3 separate regions of the Homo sapiens genome follow, and all the other regions are linked to region 2. Evidence: read pairs that join two places in POLR2A ChIA-PET (ENCODE). Cell type or tissue: K562. All regions are shown on one strand. Links, peaks and the distances in the headings refer to the core of each region. The heading gives the core; the rest is flanking DNA.

What was found. Peaks named below come from ENCODE experiments on the same cell type or tissue, not always from the same donor. Only the 100,000 strongest peaks of a DNase experiment are listed, where the experiment ranks them.
Region 1: POLR2A ChIA-PET joins it to region 2 with 18 read pairs; 8 of 35 experiments call an interaction of 5 or more read pairs at or near these places.
Region 3: POLR2A ChIA-PET joins it to region 2 with 22 read pairs; 15 of 35 experiments call an interaction of 5 or more read pairs at or near these places.

The regions. Positions count from the first base shown.
Region 1 is chr22:20,952,731-20,955,478 of GRCh38, forward strand. CRKL (CRK like proto-oncogene, adaptor protein) reads left to right here. Exons shown (of 3, transcript NM_005207.4): 3 at 1-1,017. Among named protein-coding and RNA genes, the nearest start is that of LINC01637, 3.0 kb to the right of the region's middle. In K562, for the core only: no CTCF peak of the experiment used is centred there; DNase peaks (open chromatin) are centred at 115 and 1,547.
Region 2 is chr22:20,866,616-20,876,409 of GRCh38, forward strand. SNAP29 (synaptosome associated protein 29) reads left to right here. Exons shown (of 5, transcript NM_004782.4): 2 at 3,722-3,918. Among named protein-coding and RNA genes, the nearest start is that of SNAP29, 13 kb to the left of the region's middle. RefSeq lists enhancers at 806-1,100, 961-1,492 and a silencer at 6,147-6,336. In K562, for the core only: CTCF peaks have their summits at 550, 925 and 1,396; DNase peaks (open chromatin) are centred at 226, 326, 986 and 2,146; H3K4me3 peaks cover 797 bases.
Region 3 is chr22:20,918,225-20,927,280 of GRCh38, forward strand. It overlaps CRKL (CRK like proto-oncogene, adaptor protein), which reads left to right. Exons shown (of 3, transcript NM_005207.4): 1 at 1-21. Among named protein-coding and RNA genes, the nearest start is that of CRKL, 5.3 kb to the left of the region's middle. RefSeq lists an enhancer at 6,407-7,054. In K562, for the core only: no CTCF peak of the experiment used is centred there; a DNase peak (open chromatin) is centred at 2,604; H3K4me3 peaks cover 2,500 bases.

The DNA.
Region 1 (2,748 bases), core at 1-2,500, 86 kb after region 2:
ACCTGGGAAGGAAACAAATTACGTACTAGAGGGCATTGACTGGTTAAAAACTTGTGTATCCCGGGAAGGACCTGCGGTACAGGAGTCAGCCATGTCTGTGCTGTGTGGAACCACCTGATGACATGGTTAACGAGGAAGACGATGTGTTGACCGGCTGCCGTTTGAGGACTTTGGTCACCCAGACTAGACACCTTCTGTGCTCATGTTTGGAAAGCTGAAAGGGAAGGACAGCTGTGCCCTCCTGGGAGCTCATGTGTCCCTGGCGCTGTGCTAGCTTTCCTTTACAGCTGTTTACAGACAAGGCAGGCCTGAGGCAGATGGCCACTGCTCTTGTGATGTTTGCTCAGAGGAATATGAACATTTTATTTTTGAAAAGGGATGATGTGGTTTTTTGCCAGGTGTTTATAATTAATCCTTTAATATTATGGTTATTAACCTCTTAAACATGAATGAATTCTTGATTGTTTTAACACAGTACCTAAGACTAATGCTTTCTGTGGACACCACTGAGCTCTGCCTCAACTCCACCCTCTGCGACCGGAGGACTATGCCCCTAGTAACTGCTGTCGGTGTGGACGCTGTGCTGGTTCTGTTTTCTAAAGGAGCAGAAGGACAGGTCTCTGAGACAGGATCGTTGTCCCTACAGGAGGAACAGTGGCCTTGCTTCTTAGACGGTCTTCACTGTGTGTTTTAAAACAACAACAACAACAACAACAACAACATAAAACTCTTTTGACCTGTAACTTAAAGATCATAAACTTCAGGCAATAATATTTTCTGTGTAAGCTTTTAAAATTATTTTTGGGGATCATAGCTTGTTTTATTTTGTGCTATAAAATTAACAGTATTAAATGACTTATATTCTTAGAATACATCGAGTGTCTTTTCTTAACAGATTAGTGCCTTTTTATTTTTGTATTCCGTTTTACGTTACTGGTCCCAGCATCAAAACCCTTGTTTCCATGGCCTGTTTGTATATTGTCTCAATAAAACTTGCATCAGCCGGTGGTGGCGGCAGCTTCGGTGTTTCAGTGTCTCCTCAGTCCGCCCCCACTAGCCTCCTGGCAGTTCATCAGTGGTGAAATCTCTGATGCTTCTCAGAGACCCTTAGTGCTGCTGCTGACCAAGAGCTAGAATGAAGTCTTGGCATCCGCCCATTCCAACACTCGGGCACCCAGAGGAGAGCACCTGGGGTCTCCCTCCAAAAGAGAAATCTGCCTCCCAGAGTGTCTGTCTTGTAGGTATTGTATGGGAGCCTAGTGCTTGGCCTTCTGAGCATGAGGCAATAGTTCCCACAGGTTGCACCACCACAGAGAACTTGGATCTTTTTCCTTCTAGGCACCCATATCTGAGGCTTCTAGTAAATATTTCTTCAGCATGAGCTAACCAGGGTTGAATGGTATCAAGCAGAAGTCATGGGAAGTGAGCAGCCTCATTGCAGGTCAGGGCATGATATCTGTGCGGCTTTCTTGAATCCTTTTCTGTTCTTGGCTGTAGGTGGTTCTCCTGATGAACTTTGGGAGACCTCCAAGTGGATTGGCTTGAGGTGTTGGGAGGCCCACTGACACCCCCTCAGCCAGGGCCTTGTCTCTCCTACTCCCAGCTCTCAGTACATTTTATCTTTCACTTCACTGTACTCTATTCCCATGCCTATTTGTGTATTTTGAGGTGCATATTTTCTTGTAAAACCTCAGGAAGCCATTTTTAAAAATTATGGCTGGATGTGGTGGCTCATGCCTGTAATCTCAGCACTTTGGGAGGCCGAGATGGGCAGATCTGGAGTTCAGGACCAGCCTGGCCAACACGGTGAAATCTCATCTCGGCAAAAAATATAAAAATGAGCCAGGCATGGTGATGCAGGCCTGTAGTCCCAACTACTGTGCAGGGAGGGCCAAGGTGGGAAGATCTTTTGAGCTTGGGAGGCAGAGGTTGCAGTGAGCTGACATACCACTGCACTCCAGCCTGGGTGACAGAGGAAGATCCTTCTCACCGCCCTCCCCGCCCCCACCCCCACTAAGACAGTCTTGCTCTGTTGCCCAGAGCTGGAATGCAGTGGTGTGACGTCACCTCATTGCAACCTCCACCTCCCGGGTTCAAGCAATTCTTCTGCCTCAGCCTCCCCTGAGTAGCTGGGATTACAGGTGTGTGCCACCACGTCCAGCTAACTTTTGTATTTTTTAGTAGAGACGGGGTTTCACCATGTTGGCCAGGCTGGTCTCAAACTCCTGACCTCAGGTGAGCCACCCACCTCAGCCTTCCAAAGTGTTGAGATTACAGGCATGAGCCACTGCGCCCAGCTGAGACCCTGTCTTAAAAATAAATTTACCAGCACTTTGGGAGGCTGAGGCACTTTGGATCACAAGGTCAGGAGTTCAAGACCAGCCTGGCCAAGATGGTGAAACCCCGTCTCTACTAAAAATAAAAAAATTAGCTGGGCATGGTGGCGGGCGCCTGTAATCCCAGCTACTCGGGAGGCTGAGGCAGGAGAATTGCTTGAACCCGGGAGGCAGAGGTTGCAGTGAGCCAAGATCACACCACTGCACTCCAGCCCCATGGGTGACAGAGTGAGACTCCATCTCAAAAAAAAAAAAGTTAAAAATTTATTTAAGACAGTGTCTTGCTCAGGCTGGAGTGCAGTGGTAAGATGATAGCTCACTGCAGCCTCCAACTCCTGGGCCCAGGCAATCCTCCCACCTTGGCCTCCTCAGAAGCTGGGATTACAGGCATGACCCTCTGTGCCTGGCCCAG
Region 2 (9,794 bases), core at 1-2,500:
CCTTTGAAGGCCTTAGTGACATCCTGTGGGTGTTCCCTGCCGAGTCCTGTGGGTAGCCCCGCTCACTCCCCACACGGTTCCTCTGCCCCTGCACAAGCTGCACCCTCTGCCTGGTGCCCTTGCCCCACCCCAACTCTTCGTTGTGATTTGTTTTTAGGAAAACTAAGTCCAAATGGACAGGACCCCCAACTTTCTGACTGCCTAACTTCTCAGTCTCTCCTCCAGCCTCAACAGGGAGCCTCTCTGACCCCCACCTTAAGCTAAACAAAGAGTCTGCAGGGAGAGGTGACTCTGTGTGTGTATGTGTTTGTGTGCACGCGTGCAGTAGCTTTAGTTTCTGCCTCCCCCACAGGACTGTAAGCTCAGTGAAGCAAGGACTCATCTGCCTTTCTTGGATTCCGAGCATTGCAATGTTGTCAACAAATGAAAAGCTGAGATTGAACCTCACTCATCTTGCTCTCTGTTAGACTGTAAACACCATCAGGACAGAGACTTGGGATTGTTTCGTGGACAAAGAGAGAACTCTTGTTGGGGTTCAAGGGAGTAAGAAGGGCATCACCTGTAATGCTTAGTAATCACTGAAACAAGGAAGCACTTTGCATGTGCGTCCTTTACACTGAGGGCACCTGCGGAGCTCACTCCCCTAGCAGCCACCCAAGTCCGTTCAGGGACCTCATTCTCCCACGGGAAGTTGGAGAAGATGGGCCGTGGCTCTGCGGAGGGGGGTGTGGACCTGCCTCGGTACCTGGAGCGGTTGAGGCCTGTCTTGGTGGTGGCTGGGGCACAGGTGTCTGCCTGGCCTGTCCTTACAGACTGTCAGTGTTCTCTTTCCTGGTATTTTGGTGTTTGCTCTGTCAAACCCTTCTTCCTCATTGGTTGGAACTAGGTCACAAGCACATTAAGTCCGGTCATTTCCTCTGCCTTCTGGGGGTGGATTTTAGCAGAAGAAACAACTCCTCCCTTGCTGGCCTCATGACCTCTGGTGAACACTAGCTTTCAGCAAACAGAAACTTCCAGAGGCCAGAGCAGCACTCAGTCGCCTGGCCTTCCAGCCTCACAGGCAAGATAAGCCACCCTCACAGACTTCTCTGTGCTCCCATCTAAACATCTAAATCAGCCATCTGGTTTCCTTAACAGTAGCACAGACTCTGGGAGTTTGAGAGAATGTGTCTCTTGTGAATAAGAGAAAATAAGTCCATACTGGGGAAGGTAGCTCTCCAAATTGAGATGAGGAGGTCAGGGTGGGAGGGTGAGTGGTCGTGGGTTGGCCCTGATGGGAGGAGCTCACCATCAGGGAAGCTGAGGACCTCCCTCCTAATGTGACAGCAGAGTCTTGGCCACCTCTTCATTCCCCAGTCCCCAACCTGGCTGCTCTGAGTGTCTTTCCAGCTACTGGAAAGCTTCTTCTGCAGCCTGCAAAGCTAGCTGGAACTGGACTGTCAGAAAAACATGTAGATGCTGGAGAAAATCTGTTAATCCTAACGTATAGCTCTGCCTTATTCCAGAGAAGACCGCAGTGTGGACATGAAGATGATAAACTTGAGGTGATGGAAGGAGCAGAAATGCCAGATACATTAGCAGCTCTTTTTTCTTTTGAAAACTAGCCCTTGCAAGATTTGCTTGACATACTGAGTGACACTATCCAGAAAACATCTTTTTTTTACTTAAAAAAGGCTGATGGTTTGTTCAGACATCTCTTGTGAACTAGTGAAAAACATAAACGTTGAAAGCTGTAAAATTCAGCAGTTCTAAGTTTATTTCCAGCAAGAGTTAAACAAAGTTTAATAGTAAATTCAACCAACCAGTGTTTTAGCTTTTTGCCTATACATTATGTTTTTAAATTTCACCCATTAAACAAGGACTCAGGTTACACATTGATTCCTTAAGGACTTTAAGGAAGCCACAACCATTTATTTATAGTTGCATTTTGCTCTTCAGGTTTCCAGGATGTTTAAAATTTTTTTTGACTTTGTTTTTAGGCATCAAGAGAGAATATATCTAAAAAACATTTGCATAGTTAGTGTAATTGCTAAGCCACAGGGTGATGGGTGGATAGATTCAGAGGAAGGCAGCTGAGGGCAGAGGCTGCCTGACAGAGCAGGAAAAATGAAGCTCGAGAGCCTTCTGGCTGGAAAGGCAGCTCACAGATGGGCCGCAGCTGTAGATCAGTTCTGAACTAGGGACTGAAGCAAGTTTGTCGTAAATAAAGGAAAGTGGTAGTGTTGATGTTGTGAATGTATATCCACAACCAGAACCATCAGCTCTGGAGGGACCATCAGGCTGCCACTGTGGCCACAGAGCATCACTCACGTCTCCATTGGGCAGATTTGCAGAGACTCAGCAGTGAACAGAGCAAGTCCCTGCCTCGTGGAGCTCATATGCTGTGAGCGGTGGCTCATGCCTGTAATCCCAGCACTTTGGGAGGCCGAGGCGGGTGGTTCGAGACCAGCCGGGCCAACATGGTGAAACCCCGTCTCTACCAAAAATACAAAAAACTAGCCAGGCATGGTGGCAGGCGCCTGGAATCCCAGCTACTCAGGAGACTGAGGCAGGAGAATCGCTTGAACACAGGAGGCAGAAGTTGCAGTGAGCTAATATCACGCCACTGCACTCCAGCCTGGGTGACAGAGCAAGACTCCATCTCAAAACAGAAAAGGAGGTGGAGAAGAGGGGTAGTGGTTGGAAGAAGGAATTCTCCTTTAGGGAAGATGTCTGGGAAGGCCTCTCTGAGAGAGTGGCCTTTGAAAGGAGACCCTAATTGGATGAGGGATGAGAGGCTGAGCCATGTAAGTATCTGGATGGAAAACATTACAGGCGGAGACAGTGGTGTGTGCAAAGGCCCTGGGACAGGGTCACCCGTGTTAACAGGTTTTAAAGCTGGAATTGTGGATGGGCTAGAGTCAGACACTAATAGGGCCCAGAGGGGACACTGGTCCTTGAAATAGAATTTGAGGATTTGACCATGGCCAGGAGGCTCAGGTGGCCCAGTGGGAACTCCTTAAATGGGAACTTCCTAAAGGAAGAATATAAGAACCAAAGTCCAGGGGGCAGTGCCAGGCCCAACCTGTGAGGGTTCCCAGAGTTGGAGGGCTAGAGAGAATCTGCTTCCAGTTCAGGCCATAGACTCTGAACCTCACAGGCACATTGCCATCCATCTCCCCTCACCCCCAACCGAGACGGAGTCTTGCTCTGTCGCCCAGGCTGGAGTACATTGGCACCATCTTGGCTCACTGCAACCTCTGCCTTCAGGGTTGAAGCAATTCTCCTGCCTCAGCCCCCCGAGTAGCTGGGATTACAGGTGCCCGCCACAACACCTGGCTACTTTTTGTATTTTTAGTAGAGAGGGGGTTTCACCATGTTGGCCAGGCTGGTCTTGAACTCCTGACCTCATGATCTGCCCGCCTCAGCCTCCCAAAATGCTGGGATTACGGGTGTGAATCACTGCGCCACCCTCTGCCATCCATCTTAACATGGCGCCATGAGCCAGCCTCTCAGGAAAAGGGTCTCATGAACAAATGAGGAAAGCAAGTAGAGGTAGGGCAGGGAGGGAGAGGCAAAGGAATGTGTTGTTGGAAAGGGTAGTGTGCCCCTCACAGATGACAGTACCCGTCTCCAGATGTGCCCACTGAGAGTTTATGAAGGGGCTGCTCCATGTGGTCCTTGACTGCCCTGGGGGAGAGTCACAGAAAGCTATAATGCCACTGCCTCTCGGTTTCCCCAGGAGCTCGCCCGTCAGCGAGGAGTCCTGGAGCGCACAGAGAAGATGGTGGACAAGATGGACCAAGATTTGAAGATCAGCCAGAAACACATCAATAGCATTAAGAGCGTGTTTGGGGGGCTGGTCAATTACTTCAAATCCAAACCAGTAGAGACCCCACCTGAACAGAATGGCACCCTCACCTCCCAGCCCAACAACAGGTGAGTGCATCTTCTACCATCTGGGTATAAAGGAGCAGAAGTGGGGATTAGTGCAAATGACCAAGACTTTCAGTCCACGTCAGTGCCATGAAGGGATCCAACAACCCTTTAAGTTACTCATCAGGGGATATTTGTCCTCAAACATTGTGAAACCAGGAACTGTTCTTCCCTGATCCCATGTTCACTTGATTGACATCTAGTCTGTCAATAGCTTCTCCAATAATTGTGACCCCACTACTTTGAAAGAGAGGGTGTTCACCTCAGCGTAATCTGTACAAATGTGACTCACTTCACATAATTTTTGCTTTAAAAAATCTTTAGGGCTGGGTGCAGTGGCTCACACCTGTAATCCCGACACTTCAGGATGCCAAGGTGGGTAGATTGCTTAAGCCCAGGAGCTCGAGACCAGCCTGGGCAACATAGTGGGAACCCAGTCTTTACAAAAATTACCCAGGCATTGTGGTGCACACCTGTAGTCCCAGCTCCTCAGGAGGCTGAGGTAAGAGGATCTCATGAGGCCTGGAGATCAAGGCTGCAGTGAGCTGTAATGGTGCACTCCAACCTGGGCTACAGAGGGAGGCCCTGTCTCAAGAAAAAAAAAAAAAAAAGTCTTTATGTCTAAATTTGTCATATCTAATCCAATTCGCCCATTGATTTTTATTTGAAAATTATAAGGCTGGGCTCAGTGGCTTATCTGTAAAATCCCATGCTTTCAGAGGCTAAGGTAGGAGGATTGTTTGAGACCAGCCTAGACAACATAGCAAAGACCCGTCTCTATAAAAACTAAAAAAAAAAAAAAATTAGCCAGACATGATGGCACGTGCCTATATTCCTAGCTACAGGGGAGACTGAGGTGGAAGGATTGCTTTAGCCCAGGTGTTAGAGACTAGAGTTAAGCTATGATGGTGCCACTGCACTACAGCATCAGTGACAGAGTCTCCCTGTCTCTAAAAAAAAAAAAAAAAAAAAAAAGATTTAAAGCTAAATAATTAAAATCAAAAAAATAAAGTTAGAAGTTGCTTTCCTCAGGTTTTGGCTCGAAATATAAAATCATACATGAGACTGGGGGCCAGGCACGGTGGCTCACGCCTATAATCCTAGCACTTGGGGAGGCCGAGGCGGGTGGATCACCAAGTCAGGAAATCAAGACCATCCTGGCTAACATGGTGAAACCCTGTCTCTATTAAAAATACAAAAAATTAGCTGGGCGTGATGGCGGGCGCCCGTAGTCCCAGCTACTCGGGAGGCTGAGGCAGGAGAATGGTGTGAACCCGGGAGGTGGAGCTTGCAGTGAGCTGAGATCATGCCACTGCACTGCAGCCTGGGCGACAGAGCAAGACTCCGTCTCAAAAAAAAAAAAATTCATGAGATTTTGGTAGACTTCAGTGTTACATGTTCAAGGATAAAGGAATGGAGTTTCTGCTGAAGTAGATTACTATTGTTTGTATTTCAGATCACTGTGTCTGTTTTTATTACAAAAACAACATGGCCACATTACAGACAATCTATACTTTACCTACCGCAACACAAAAACAGAAAATTTCATTTTCCCCTTATTCAGTATTTTCATAGTTGTAACCATAGTATTCTTTTGGTTTGATAGCCTTTTTCTTCCATTTAACCCAGAAAAACTGCTTGATATTATGTGATAACTCAGGTTCCATAACCATCTCTCTCTCTCTCTTTTATTTATTTATTTTTTATTTTATTTATTTATTTTTTTTGAGATGGAGTTTCACCCTTGTTGCCCAGGCTGGAGTGCAAAGACGTGATCTCAGCTCACTGCAACCTCTGCCTTCCAGGTTAAAGCGATTCTCCTGCCTCAGCCTCCCAAGTAGCTGGGATCACAGGTGCCCACACCATGCCTGGCTAATTCTTTTTTTTTGAGACGGAGTCTCACTCTGTCACCCAGGCTGGAGTGCAGTGGTGCGATCTCGGCTCACTGCAAGCTCCGCCTCCCGGGTTCATGCCGTTCTCCTGCCTCAGCCTCCCGAGTAGCTGGGACTACAGGCGCCTGCCACCATGCCTGGCTAATTTTTTGTATTTTTAGTAGAGACGGGGTTTCACCGTGTTAGCCAGGATGGTCTCGACCTCCTGACTTCGTGATCCATCCGCCTCCGCCTTCCAAAGTGCTGGGATTACAGGCGTGAGCCACCACATCCGGCCTAATTTTTGTATTTTTAGTAGAGATGGGGTTTCACCATGTTGGCCAGTCTGGTCTCAAACTCCTGACCTCAGGTGATCCACCTGCCTCAGCCTCCTAGAGTGCCGAGCCACCACGCCAGGCTTTTTTTTTTTTTTTTTTTTTTTTTTTGAGACAGAGTCTCACTCTGTTGCCCAGGCTGGAGTGCAGTGGCACCATCTCAGCTCACTGAAACCTCTGTCTCCCAGGTTCAAGCAATTCTCTTGCCTCAGCCTCCTGAGTAGCTGGGATTACAGGCATGTGTCACCATGCCTGGTTAATTTTTGTATTTTTAGGAGAGATGGGGTTTCTCCATGTTGGCCAGGATAGTCTCGAACTCTTGATCTCAGATGATCCGCCCGCCTCAGCCTTCCAAAGTGCTAGGATTATGGGCGTGAGCCACCACACCTGGCCTCTCTCTTTGTTTTAATTCTGTAATGTGGAGCTTTTCTTTTTCATTTTATTTATTTATTTTTTAAGAGATGAGGTCTTGCTGTGTTGGCCAGGTTGGTCTTGAACTCCTGGCCTCAAGCAGTCCTCCCACCTCGGCCTCCCAAAGTGCTAGGATTACAGGCATGAGCCACCACACCTAACTGCAGAGCCGTTTTTTTTAATGCATCACTAAGGTACAGTAAAATATGTGCATCTTAAGTGGAGAGCCAGTGACTGTGAACCTGTGTACACTAGTGTGGCCACCACCCAGATCAAGATGTAGGGTGTGGCAGGGAGGAAATTAGATAACTACTTCAAACTCAGAGTGGGGCTGGGGAGAAACCAGTGTAGGTAACAAAGCTGGTGGTGATGGCAGAAAGAACAGGCAGGCGAAGCCATCAAGAGTTATGGAGAGGTTCAGGCATGGTGGCTCATGCCTGTAATCCCAGCAATTTGGGAGACTGAGGCAGGAGGATCACTTGATCCCAGCCTGAGCAACATGACAAAACCCCGTCTCTACAGAAAAACACAAAAATGAAGTTGGGCATGGTGGTTCAGGCCTGTAATCCCAGCACTTTGGGAGGCCGAGGCGGGTGCATCGTTTGAGGTCAGGAGTGTGAGACCAGGCCAGCCAACATGGTGAAACCCAGTGTCTCCTAAAAATACAAAAATCAGCCAGGCATGGTGGTGCCTGCCTGTAGCCCCAGCTACTTGGGAGGCTGAGGAGGAGAATCCCTTAAGCCTGGGAGGCAGAGGTTGTAGTGAGCGGAGATTGCACCACTGCACCTCAGCCTGGGTAACAGTGAGACTCTGTCTCAAAAAAAAAAAAAAAAAAAAAAAAAAAAAGGCCGGGCATGGTGAGTCACGCCTGTAATCCCAGCACTTTGGGAGGCCAAGGCCAACGGAGCACGAGGTCAGGAGATTGAGACCATCCTGGCTAACACGGTGAAACCCCGTCTCTACTAAAAATACAAAATATTATCCGGGTGTGGTGGCGGGCGCCTGTGGTCCCAGCTACTCGGGAGGGTGAGAAATGTGTATGGCGTGAACCCAGGAGGCGGAGCTTACAGTGAGCTGAGATCACGCCACTGCAACAGTGAGCTGAGATCACGCCACTGCACTCCAGCCTGGGCGACAGAGCAAGACTCTGACACACACAGACACACACAGACACACACACACACACACACACGAAAATTAGCCACACACACACACACACACACACACACACACACACACACACACACACGAAAATTAGCCGGACATGGTGGTACGTGCTTGTGGTCCCAGCTACTGAGGTGGCTGAGGTGGACCCGACCTTTTGGCTTAGGTGGGAGGATCACCTGAACCCAGGGAGGTTGAGCCTACAATGAGCTATGATTGTACCAGTCTACTCCAGCCTGGGTGACAGAGTGAGACCCTATCTCAAAAAAAAAAAAAAAAAAAGTACTGCAGGAGGGACCTGCAGAGTTGGCCCTGGGAACCTGCCGGCCTCAGTGAGTGCCCTGGGGAGGCACTAGCTAAGGTTATGAGGGTTGGTTGGTTTTTTTGGCTCAGCCATAATCACCATTCTGGGTTCTCCAGCTCAACCCTAATTTTAAACATCCGCCATTTCCCTCCAGTTCTAGTCGTTGCTTGTTTTTTGTTGTTTTTTTTTCAATATACATATCAGAAAGATGTTTTATATCCTAATCTTTGGCCACATTTAATTGCCATAGGAGAAGGTAGGATGTTCATTTGTTTTGGTCTAAGACATCCTCCATGTACAAACTCAGGAGCAGAGTGAGCCCTTGGAGGAGTGGGAAGCTGGCAAGTTTGTGACTAGCACCCTTTCACACCCTTCCACATCCTACATACCTCTTCACAAAGGCTGCTTCTGGGGCTCTTGGAGGCCCCTGCATCCCTGAACATAGCTATGAAAGCCATGGAAGTCCTGTGGCTCCAGGGGCAGTTTTCTTTTTTTGGAGCATCATGAAAACTCAGGGGCTTCCCAGCAAAGGCTTCCATCAGTGAGGCAGCCATAGTTATTTCAGTGAGGTGGGCTTTGTCTCTTGGGAAGTCCTGTTTGTCCTTGCTGACAGCTTTCCAAGCTGCTTGTTCTCATTTCCACTTAAAGCTGATGCGTTCCCGTCAAGGTCCCCAAAGTCATGTACCCTGCCTGGCCTGCCCCTAGATTAGCCCCAATCAGTTGTAGCATTCTTGCCATCTCTTAGTAAATTCAAGAAAGCAAAACTTTCACCCACACTCTGCAGTTCTGTGGGAGCAGAAGCTGCAGGAATGCAGTCTGTCTGTTGGAAGATATGGGGGAGGCAGACAGTCCACAGGGATGCAGTGGGGACCCAGAGGAGAGGGAGGTTGGCCCTGGGAACAGAGGAAGGCTGCACAAAGGACCTGACTTTTTGCAGAAGGTGAAGGTTTTGAGGGAACCCACCAATTGAAGGAGGGGTTGGTGCAGGCACATGGCAGTAAAAGCACAGGGGAAGCCGGGATGAAGGAAGTTGTTGGCCATTTCAAGGGCCCAGCAGGGCCAGACACAGTGGCTCATGCCTGTTATCCCAACATTTTATAAGGCCAAGGCAGGACAATCACTTGGGGCCAGGAGTTGAAGATCAGCCTGGGCAACATAGCAAGATTCTGTCTCTACAAACATAAAAAATTTTTAAAGCTGGGCATGGTGATACAGGCCTGTAGTCATATTTACATGGACGACCAAAAAAAAAAATGGGGGGGCGGCTGGGTGCAGTGGCTCACGCCTGTAATCCCAGCACTTTTGGGAGGCTAAGGTGGGCGGATCACGAGGTCAGGAGATCGAGACCATCCTAGCTAACACGGTGAAACCCCGTCTCTACTAAAAATACAAAAAATTAGCCAGGGGTGATGGTGGGCACCTGTAGTCCCAGCTGCTTGGGAGGCTGAGGCAGGAGAATGGCATGAACCCGGGAGGTGGAGGTTGCAGTGAGCCAAGATCAAGCCACTGCAGTCCAGCCTGGGCGACAGAGACTCCATCTCAAAAAAAAAAAATGCAATAAATTGTGAGTAAAATTTTTGTGATCCTGTCAAAACCTTTAATCCATAAATGCAGGAATACTGTCACTTAAAAACTTTGCCTTTTTTTTTTTTTTTTTTTTAAGACAATGTCTCGCTCTGTCGCCCAGGCTGGAGTGCAGTGGTGCAGTCTCTGCTCACTGTATCCTCCACCTCCCAGGATCCAGCAACCCTCCCACCTCTGCCTCCCAAGTAGCTGGGACTACATGCATGGGCC
Region 3 (9,056 bases), core at 1,459-3,958, 53 kb after region 2:
CCTCATCGAGCCTGCGCCCAGGTACGCGAGAGCCCTCCCCGACCGCGGAGGAAGGTCGAGAACCGGGTCTGTCGAAGAGTGCTTGTATAGGGGGGTGGGGCGCGCTTGAACCCATATTCCCCGCATTCTGAACCAAATTATTTTCCAGAAGGCCTTCCTAACAGAAAGCTAGTGTCAGGATCTGGGTCACTGGATAAGAGGATGCGTTTTTTTTTTTTCCCTCTCACGAGGCTGTTTCTCAATGTGAAGAGGATGCGTTTTGAATGTTTAACGGTGGTTGCATAGTTAAAATGCACGCTTTTTGCCTTTCGTGACTTTCTCTGGGTGTAATACTGATGCAGGGATTTGTTGGTTTTTCTAAAAACCTCTTTTTTTTTTTTTTTTTTGAGACGGAGTCTCGCTGTGTCGCCAGGCTGGAGTGCAGTGGTGCGATCTCGGCTCACTGCAACCTCCGCCTCCCGGGTTCAAGCGATTCTCCTGCCTTAGCCTCCCGAGTAGCTGGGACTACTGGCTCACGCCACCACACCCAGCTAATTTTTGTATTTTTAGTAGAGACGGTGTTTCACCATGTTGGCCTGGATGGTCTCGATCTCTTGCCCTCGTGATCCGCCTGCCTCGGTCTCCCAAAATGCTGGGATTACAGGCGTGAGCCACCACACCCGGCCAAAAACCGTTTTTAAGCCATAGACTTCTTTGAGAATCTGAAGATAGCCGAGCACTCACCACCCCACCCCCACCCCCACCCCCACCCCTCCCCGCCAAAGGCACGTACACACAAGTTTGCACACCATCCCGGGTGCTTGTACTCCCTCCAGATCTCTGAACTCCAGGTTAAGAACTCCAGGACTGCAGCCTTTGGAACAGTCAAAAAAATGAAAATGCTTTAGCGTTTAGAAACAAAAAAACCTTTAACCAAAATATCAGAACTGTATATTGATACTGTGGTGCCAAGTTTGAAGCAGGCCAGACACCACCACTTTTATAGTACGTTAATTACAAAGATAAGAGAAGGTGCATTGGCTTCAGCGAGGATATTTTTTGGAAAATTTATTGCATATTTTCTCCCCGAGGACCATTAGTAGGCCAGAGATCAGTCTGGTTAATTTCCAAGGTGGAATTAGGCTAGAATGTTATTAAGGAAAATTTTTGAATGACACTTAGTTGTATCCTAGTTCAATTTCAGACATGCTTTTTGTGTTAAGTCTAATGATTTTGTATTTCTTATTTTAAAATTAACGCAAAGTGACCAAGCATTCTCTTTTCCAAGTGAAATACGTTATTTTAATTGATTAGTTGCTTTAATTTGCCTTAAGCGTTTTAGCAGAGATTTGCTTTTATTGTTGTGTTTGCCCTGTAACACTGATTTTATCAGAGGTTTCTTTTATTTAAATTATCCCAAATTTGAGTTGAAAAGTTGCCTAGAATTTTTAAAGTAACAAACTGGCCAGTTCGTTTCTTAAACATCTATTTTAAAAGGACTGGGTGTTGATACAGTTTTTCCAGGGTTAGATGTTTATGACTTTATGGATTTGTCGACCGGGTATTACTCTAAACTTTAAACATTAAAAGCTATTATAATTGAGGACACCAACTGTTTGCATAGTGGGATAGAGATAGAAAAAAAAAAGCCATGACAGTATAATGACTACAAGATTAACTACTGAACTAAATGGACTTTAAAAGTGGGGAGAAAGTGATTATAAATCAAATACTGTATAACAAAGACCAGGACACCAAGAATCTGATTGGTGAAACCTGCGGTTCCTGGCAGATGCTGGTAGTTGCAGTCAACTTTGAGCACAATATAATTCCAATTTAAGGAGTTGAGAATCTTAGAACCCACTGTAGTGAGATTTGTAATATGACTGAATAAATTCTTCCTCTCGTTTGTGAGCGTGAATTATATAATTAATACCAGGCATTCATTAAGCCATGCATATGCTTATGTTGAGGTCATGAGTACTAATAATACAGCTGTTTCAAAAAGCAAGTTAATGGGCGGGTGTGGTAGCTCACGCCAGTAATCCCAGCACTTTGGGAAGCCAAGCCGGGCGAATCACGAGGTCAGGAGTTCAAGACCATCTTGGCCAACATGGTGAAACCCCGTCTCTGCTAAAAATACAAAAAATTAGCTGGGCGTAGTGGTGGGTGCCTGTAATCCCAGCTACTCGGGAGGCTGAGGCAGGAGAATCGCTCGAACCCGGGAGGCGGAGGTTGCAGTGAGCCGAGATCGCGCCACTGCACAGCCCGGGTGACAGAGTGAGACTCTGTCTCAAAAAAAAAAAAGGAAAAAGTTAATGACTTGAGTCTCCTTCTAGAGGAAGGAAAAGAAGTATGCCGCTTCTCTCTATCCACAGAATCGCCTCCAGATTTTCCGTACATGCATGCATCTTCTTAGAGAACAAGCATGTAATTCTGTCTTTGCCCTCTTTCGTCCTTCCTTTACTGCAGCTGTACTAGGCTGCTCACTTATTCCCTGGTAGCCATCCTTCCTTACTCATACCTTTGTACCTTTGCACCTTTGCTCCAGCTGTTGGCTCTTCACTGACTGCCTTAACTACACCTCACTCTCCATCTGTTGAAATCCTACCTGTTGTTCCAGTCCCCTCACAGATTATAGGGCCTTTCTCTGACCCTACCCCTCACGTTCAGCTTTGTTTCTCCTTCTCTGTGCCCTCTGCCTCAGGCCTGTTGCTTTAATTTAGTTTTTCATTTTCCTAGGTATCTCTGAAGGAGATCACCATGCTGGTTGAATTAGATCCTGACTGAGTTTACTTTGTTATACTGAATCTTCGAATTGCCACTCCCAAGCCTGGTTTTCATGGCTTAGGTTTAACATGTTATTAGCCTTTTATAGAAAGCTAGTGACTACTAGAGCCTGGGCCAAACGGAAAACTCAGTGTAATGCTTCTTCGCATCCCAAACAGGGTACATTTAGTGGCTTAACTTTGCAGGCATCAAAACTGAGCTTTTAAAGCCAGAGTTTCATGCCTCTTGGCTAATATTTTGGTTTATCTTGCATAGCTAAAATTTGTAACAATAATGTCCTACTCGAAATTTAAGGACTGGTGGCTTGCATTGTTATAGTCTTATCCTTTTCATTAGAATGCTTCATAATTTTTAATTTTATATTTTTATTCAAATGTTTATAAGAGAATTATAACCCAGTGTAACCCAGTGTAGGTACTGGGAAAGATGTGTGACAGACATACTTTCTTCCTGTGGAACTCCTACTGTAGTGGAGAAGACAGACTGAAAAGTAGAAAAATAAAGTACTAGTAAGATCAATATACAGGAGGGACCTACCTGGGGTGGCGTGGTCAGAGAAAGCATGAAGCTAAGACCTGAGGGTAAAGAAGAACCCAGCCTAGGCAAGGCTTGGCCTGAGAGGAGGAGAAGAGCCTTCCAAGTTTAGGGAAAAGCTTATGTAGATGTCCTGAGGTGAGAAAGTCCATTGTGTTGGGAGTGTGTTTCTTTTCTTTCTTTCTTTTTTCTTTTTTTTTTTCTTGAGACGGAGTCTTGCTCTGTCGCCCAGGCTGGAGTGTGCGATCTCGGCTCACTGCAAGCTCCGCCTCCTGGGTTCACACCATTCTCCTGCCTCAGCCTCCCGAGTAGCTGGGACTACAGGCGCCTGCAACCATGCCGGGCAAATTTTTTGTATTTTTAGTGGAGACGGGGTTTCACCATGTTAGCCAGGATAGTCTCGATCTCCTAACCTAGTGATCCGCCCGCCTCGGCCTCCCAAAGTGCTGGAATTACAAGTGTGAGCCACTGCGCCCGGCTTTTTTTTTTTTTTTTTTTTTTTGGTAGATGACGTCTCACTCTGTGGCCAGGCTAGAGTGCAGTGGCCCAATCTCGGCTCACTGCAACCTCTGCCTCCCAGGTTCAAGTGATTCTCCTACCTCAGCCTCCTGAGTAGCTGGGACTGCATGGGACTACAGGCACCCGCCACCATGTCCGGCTAATTTTTGTATTTTTAGTAGAGACAAGGTTTCACCATGTTGGCCAGGATGGTCCCTATATCTTGACCTCATGATCCACCTGCCTCAGCCTCCCAAAGTGCTGGGATTACAGATGTGAGCCACCCTCTCCGGCCTGGGAGTGTGTTTCTTAAAGGAGAAAGGGGGACATATAAAATGAGTTTGGAGATAAAGATCAGGGTCAGGAATTGGGTTTTTATTTAAAGTGCTGTGGGCTCCAAGGAAGGAATTTGAGGCAGAGGAGTGACCTGGGGCTGTTATTGTAATCCAGCTACAAAATGATGGTGACTAATAGTGACAGTGGAGCTGTGACTTGGAGATGCCTATTTTGGAGATAAAATTGATTTGCTGGTGGGTGGGGATGAAGGGAAAGGGAAGAAGGGATGATTTGGTCTATTTGTAACTTTGTTATCTTCTGTGTTTTTATCTTTAACTGCTTTTTGTATTTGTGGTATTCCTATGGTGGATTTTATTTTATTTATTTTTTTGAGACCAAGTCTCCCTCTGTCCCCCAGGCTGTAGTGAAGTGGCATAATCTGGGCTCACTGCCACCTCCGCCTCTGGGGTTTAAGATTCTCCTGCCTCAGCCTCCCTAGTAGCTGGGATTACAGGCATGCACTGCCACACCTGGCTAATTTTTGTATTTTTGGTAGAGACAGGGTTTCACCATGTTGGCCAGGCTGGTCTTGAACTCTTGACCTCAAGTGATCCACCTGCCTGGGCCTCCCAAAGTGCTGGGATTACAGGTGTGAGCCACTGCGCCTGGCCTAGCTCTAGTGTATTTTTATTTAATAAGGGCTGTTTCCAGTTTAACAACAGAATGCTTCAGAAGGTAGCTTGCTTTGTTTGACATTTTCCATTTCTAGCTTGTGTCGATAGATAAATTCAGGCTATGAAGAAAAATTAGAATAAATAAAATTTTACCATTAAAAACTAAAGGAAGTTGGCCCTTCAAGAAAATAATGTACTGTACTCAGCAGACTTTGAGCATTACATGTACCTGGTAATATGGAACCAACATTGAATCAGACAGCCCTATCATGCTTCTGAGGAGCTTACTGGTTACTAAAAAAAAAATTTTTTTTTTTTTGAGACGGAGTCTTGTTCTGTCGCCCAGGCTGGAGTGCAGTGGCGGGATCTTGGCTCACTGCAAGCTCCGCCTCCTGGGTTCACGCCATTCTCCTGCCTCAGCCTCTTGAGTTAGCTGGGACTACAGGTGCCCGCCACCATGCCCGGGTAACTTTTTGTATTTTTAGTAGAGACGGGGTTTCACCGTGTTAGCCAGGATGGTCTCGATCTCCTGACCTCGTGAACCGCCCGCCTGGGCCTCCCAAAGTGCTGGGATTACAGTTATGAGCCACCGCGCCTGGCATTTTTTTTTTTTTTTTTGAGACAGAGTCTTGCTCTGTTGCCAGGCTGGAGTGTGGTGGTGCAATCTTGGCTCACTGCAACCTCCACCTCCTAGGTTCAAGTGATTCTCCTGCCTCAGCCTCCCAAGTAGCTGGGACTACAGGCGCACGCGCTACCACACCTGGCTAATTTGTGTATTTTTAGTAGAGATGGGGTTTCACCATGTTGAGCAGGATGGTTTTCTGTCTCTTGACCTCAGGGGATCTGCTCGCCTCGGCCTCCCAAAGTGCTGGGATTACAGGCGTAAGTCACCGCGCCTGGCTACTAAAAAAAAAAAAAATGTAAAGGTTGGCTGTGCTCGGTGGCTCGTGCCTGTAATCCCAGCACTTCGGGAGGTTAAGGCAGGAGGATCGCTAGATCCCAGGAGTTTGAGACCAGCCCTGGCAAGATAGTGAGACCCCATTCCCACAAAAAATTAAAAAATTAGCTGAGCATGGTGTCATGCGCCTTTAAGTCCCAGCTACTTGGGAGGCTGAAGTGGAAAGATTGCTTGAGCATGGGAGGTCGAGGCTACAGTGAGCTATGATCATGCCACTGCACTTCAGCCTGGGCAACAGAGCCAGACCTTGTCTCAAAAAATGAATGAATGAATGAATGTAAGTTGTATATATTTAATATATTTAATCTCCATGCATGGTGAAACAGCTGTGGGAGAACTGAGAAAGGGTGCTTAGTCTAACCTGAGAGCCCAGAAGAGGAGCCTCACACACCTGTGAAGTAGAAGCCAATCCCTGAAGGGACAGGAGGAAACAAGAAGCATGGTTGTGCCTCCTCTTTACATCCCCTGTTCTAATTATTTAAGAACTCAAATCTAGACTTCCATAATTTGGAATGGGGAAAGGATTGCCAGTAATTTTAATCAGCATAGAATTCAACTCTGTGAATAAACCCCTTTGCGTTTCTCCTGACCAGTAGTTAAAATCATGTGAATTTGATTCAGAGAAAAATACAAGAACATGGCCAGGTGCAGTGGCTCACGCCTGTAATCCCAGCACTTTGGGAGGCCAAGGTGGGTGGATTGCCTGAGTGCAGGAGTTTGAGACCAGCCTGGGCAACACGGTGAAACCCTGTCTCTACTAAAATACAAAAAATTAGCTGGGCATGGCGGCGTGTGCCTAAGAGGCTAAAGGCAGGAGAATCACTTGAACCTGGGGGGTGGAAGTTAAAGTGAGTCGAGGTCGTGCAGCTGGACTCCATCCTGGGCGACAGAGTGAGACTCTCTCCAAAAAAACAAAAAACAAGAACACTGTCATGCTGAGAATGGAATCTTGTCCAATTAAGAGTTGTGTTCCCAGCCGGATGTGGTGGCTCACGCCTGTAATCCCAGCACTGTGGGAGGCTTAGGCGGGCGGATCATGAGGTCAGGAGATCAAGACCATCCTGGCCAACATAGTGAAACCCCGTCTCTACTAAAAATACAAAAACTAGCTGGGCGTGGTGGCATGCATCTGTAGTCCCAGCTACTCCGGAGGTTGAGACAGGAGAATCGCTTGAACCTGGGAGGCAGAGGTTGCACTGAGCCAAGATCACACCACTGCACTCCAGCCTGCCAACAGAGCGAGACTCCGTCTCAAAAAAAAAAAAAAAAAAAGAGTTGTGTTCCCATGGAAAGTACTAGTAGCCATTCGATTTGTGACTTTTAAAACTCAAATCCACAGAATTGTGACCTAAATTTTTCCTTTTGATCTGAATGATTAGACTAGATTTCTGAGGGTCTTTAAGATTAAAATATTTTAATTCTGGGCCGGGCGTGGTGGCTCACGACTGTAATCCCAGCACTTTGGGAGGTCTGGCAGGTCGGGAGTTCGAGACTGAACCTGGGAGGCAGAGATGACAGTGAGCCGAGATTGCGCCAGCGCCACTGCACTCCAGTCTGGTCAACAGAGCGAGACTTCGTCTCGGAAAACAAAAAACAAACAAACAAAAAACATTATTTTAATTCTTTCAGATAAGTAAAAGGGGGCACAGCCTATTAGTTGGGAGTTCAGATTAACTTGAGTTGAATCTGAGCTAAAATCATAACAAGTTGGGTGGGGCCACCAGGCACATAGCAACTCACCTGGAATGAACGTGACAAGAACAGTGGAAGAGGATGAGAAGAGGCTTTGAAGGTGCACACTCAACGGTATTCGAATTCTGTCACACCAGTTTTGTGACAGTATTAAACCAGAGTTAGGTAATTTGAATACCTGAGCTTTTGTGCTTTCAGAAACAAAAAAGGAGGGAAATAGGAAAGGGAAGTTCTTTGATATATAGAGGCCTACAATATACCAAAGCTCACTGCTAGACTCTTGGAATCTAATGGAAGTAAACCATGTTTTTGTTTTTGATTTTTGTCTTTGAGAAGCTTTGGTCTATTGAAAAAATTAGAATGCCATGACAGCTTAAAAGCAAAGGCAATCAACTGTACCTAAGAGGTGGGGAGAGGCTTGAAAGAGGAGATGCTCTTCAACTGATTCTTTAAGGATGAGAACAAGTATACGAGGTAGAAGAGGTGGTGGTAGAAGAGATGGTGGCAGTGCTTGCTGGTAAAGACACAGTTATAATTAATGTAGATGATGGGCAGGAACCTAGGAAGGAAAGATAAAGCCAACTTGTAAAGGGCCTCCTCAGCCTTGTAAATGAGCTTAACAATGGGAGCCATCTAAAGTTTTTAAAAAGAGAACTGTCAGATTTTAAAAGGAGAACTGATGAGTTTTACTTTTGAGAAACTGCTCTGGGTGGGGAAAGATCTGAAGGACTAATTCTCTGTTACTGGAGAGGGACCCTGAGAAGCTGAGCCAAGATCAAATGCCATAGGAATGTAAAGTGGCACATAGAAGGTGAGGGGAGAGGTATGATGACTTCAGAGAGGATTGAGTGGTGCCTTTGAGACAAGAGAAAGGGATTAGGGTGGGTGCGTGATTCTTTTCAACAGGAAGAATCTTTCTTTGAGGTACCTGCTGGAAGCCAGGTGGTATTTAGCAATCTGATGGGTTTGTTATTGAGAAGAGAGGTAAGGGCTGAATACATATAGATTTGGGAATCGCAGCTTAGATGGGATCACCCAGAATGAGGAGGCAGAACAGGAATAAGTAGAGAAAGAGAAGCTGCGGAAGGAGAGGCAGCCACAAGCATAGGAGGAGGAGCCATTAGTGATGGCCTGAAAGCCCAGGGACAGAAGGGAGGGGACCTGGGCATTAAATGCTGGTCAGTGATAAAGAATGGTGGTTACTGGCTGGACATGGTGGCTCACGCCTGTAATCCTAGCACCTTGGGAGGCGGAGGCAGGTGGATTGCCTGAGCTCATGCGTTCGAGACCAGCCTGGCCAACACAGTGAAACCCTGTCTCTACTAAAATATAAAAAATTAGCCAGGCATGGTGGCGTGCGCCTATAGTCCCAGCTACTCGGGAGGCTGAGGCAGGAGAATGGCTTGAACCTGGGAGGCAGAGATTGCAGTGAGCCAAGATCGCACCACTGCACTCCAGCTTGGGTGACAGAGCAAGACTCCGTCTCAAAAAAAAAAAAAAAAAAAAAAAAAGAATGGTGGTTAAAGCAGTTTCACTAGAGAAGTACTTAGCTCATCTTGGAATTGAATTTTTTTTTTTTTTTTTTGAGACAGTGTCGCTCTGTCGCCCAGGCTGAAGTGCAGTGGCATGATCTCGGTTCACTGCAGTCTCCACCT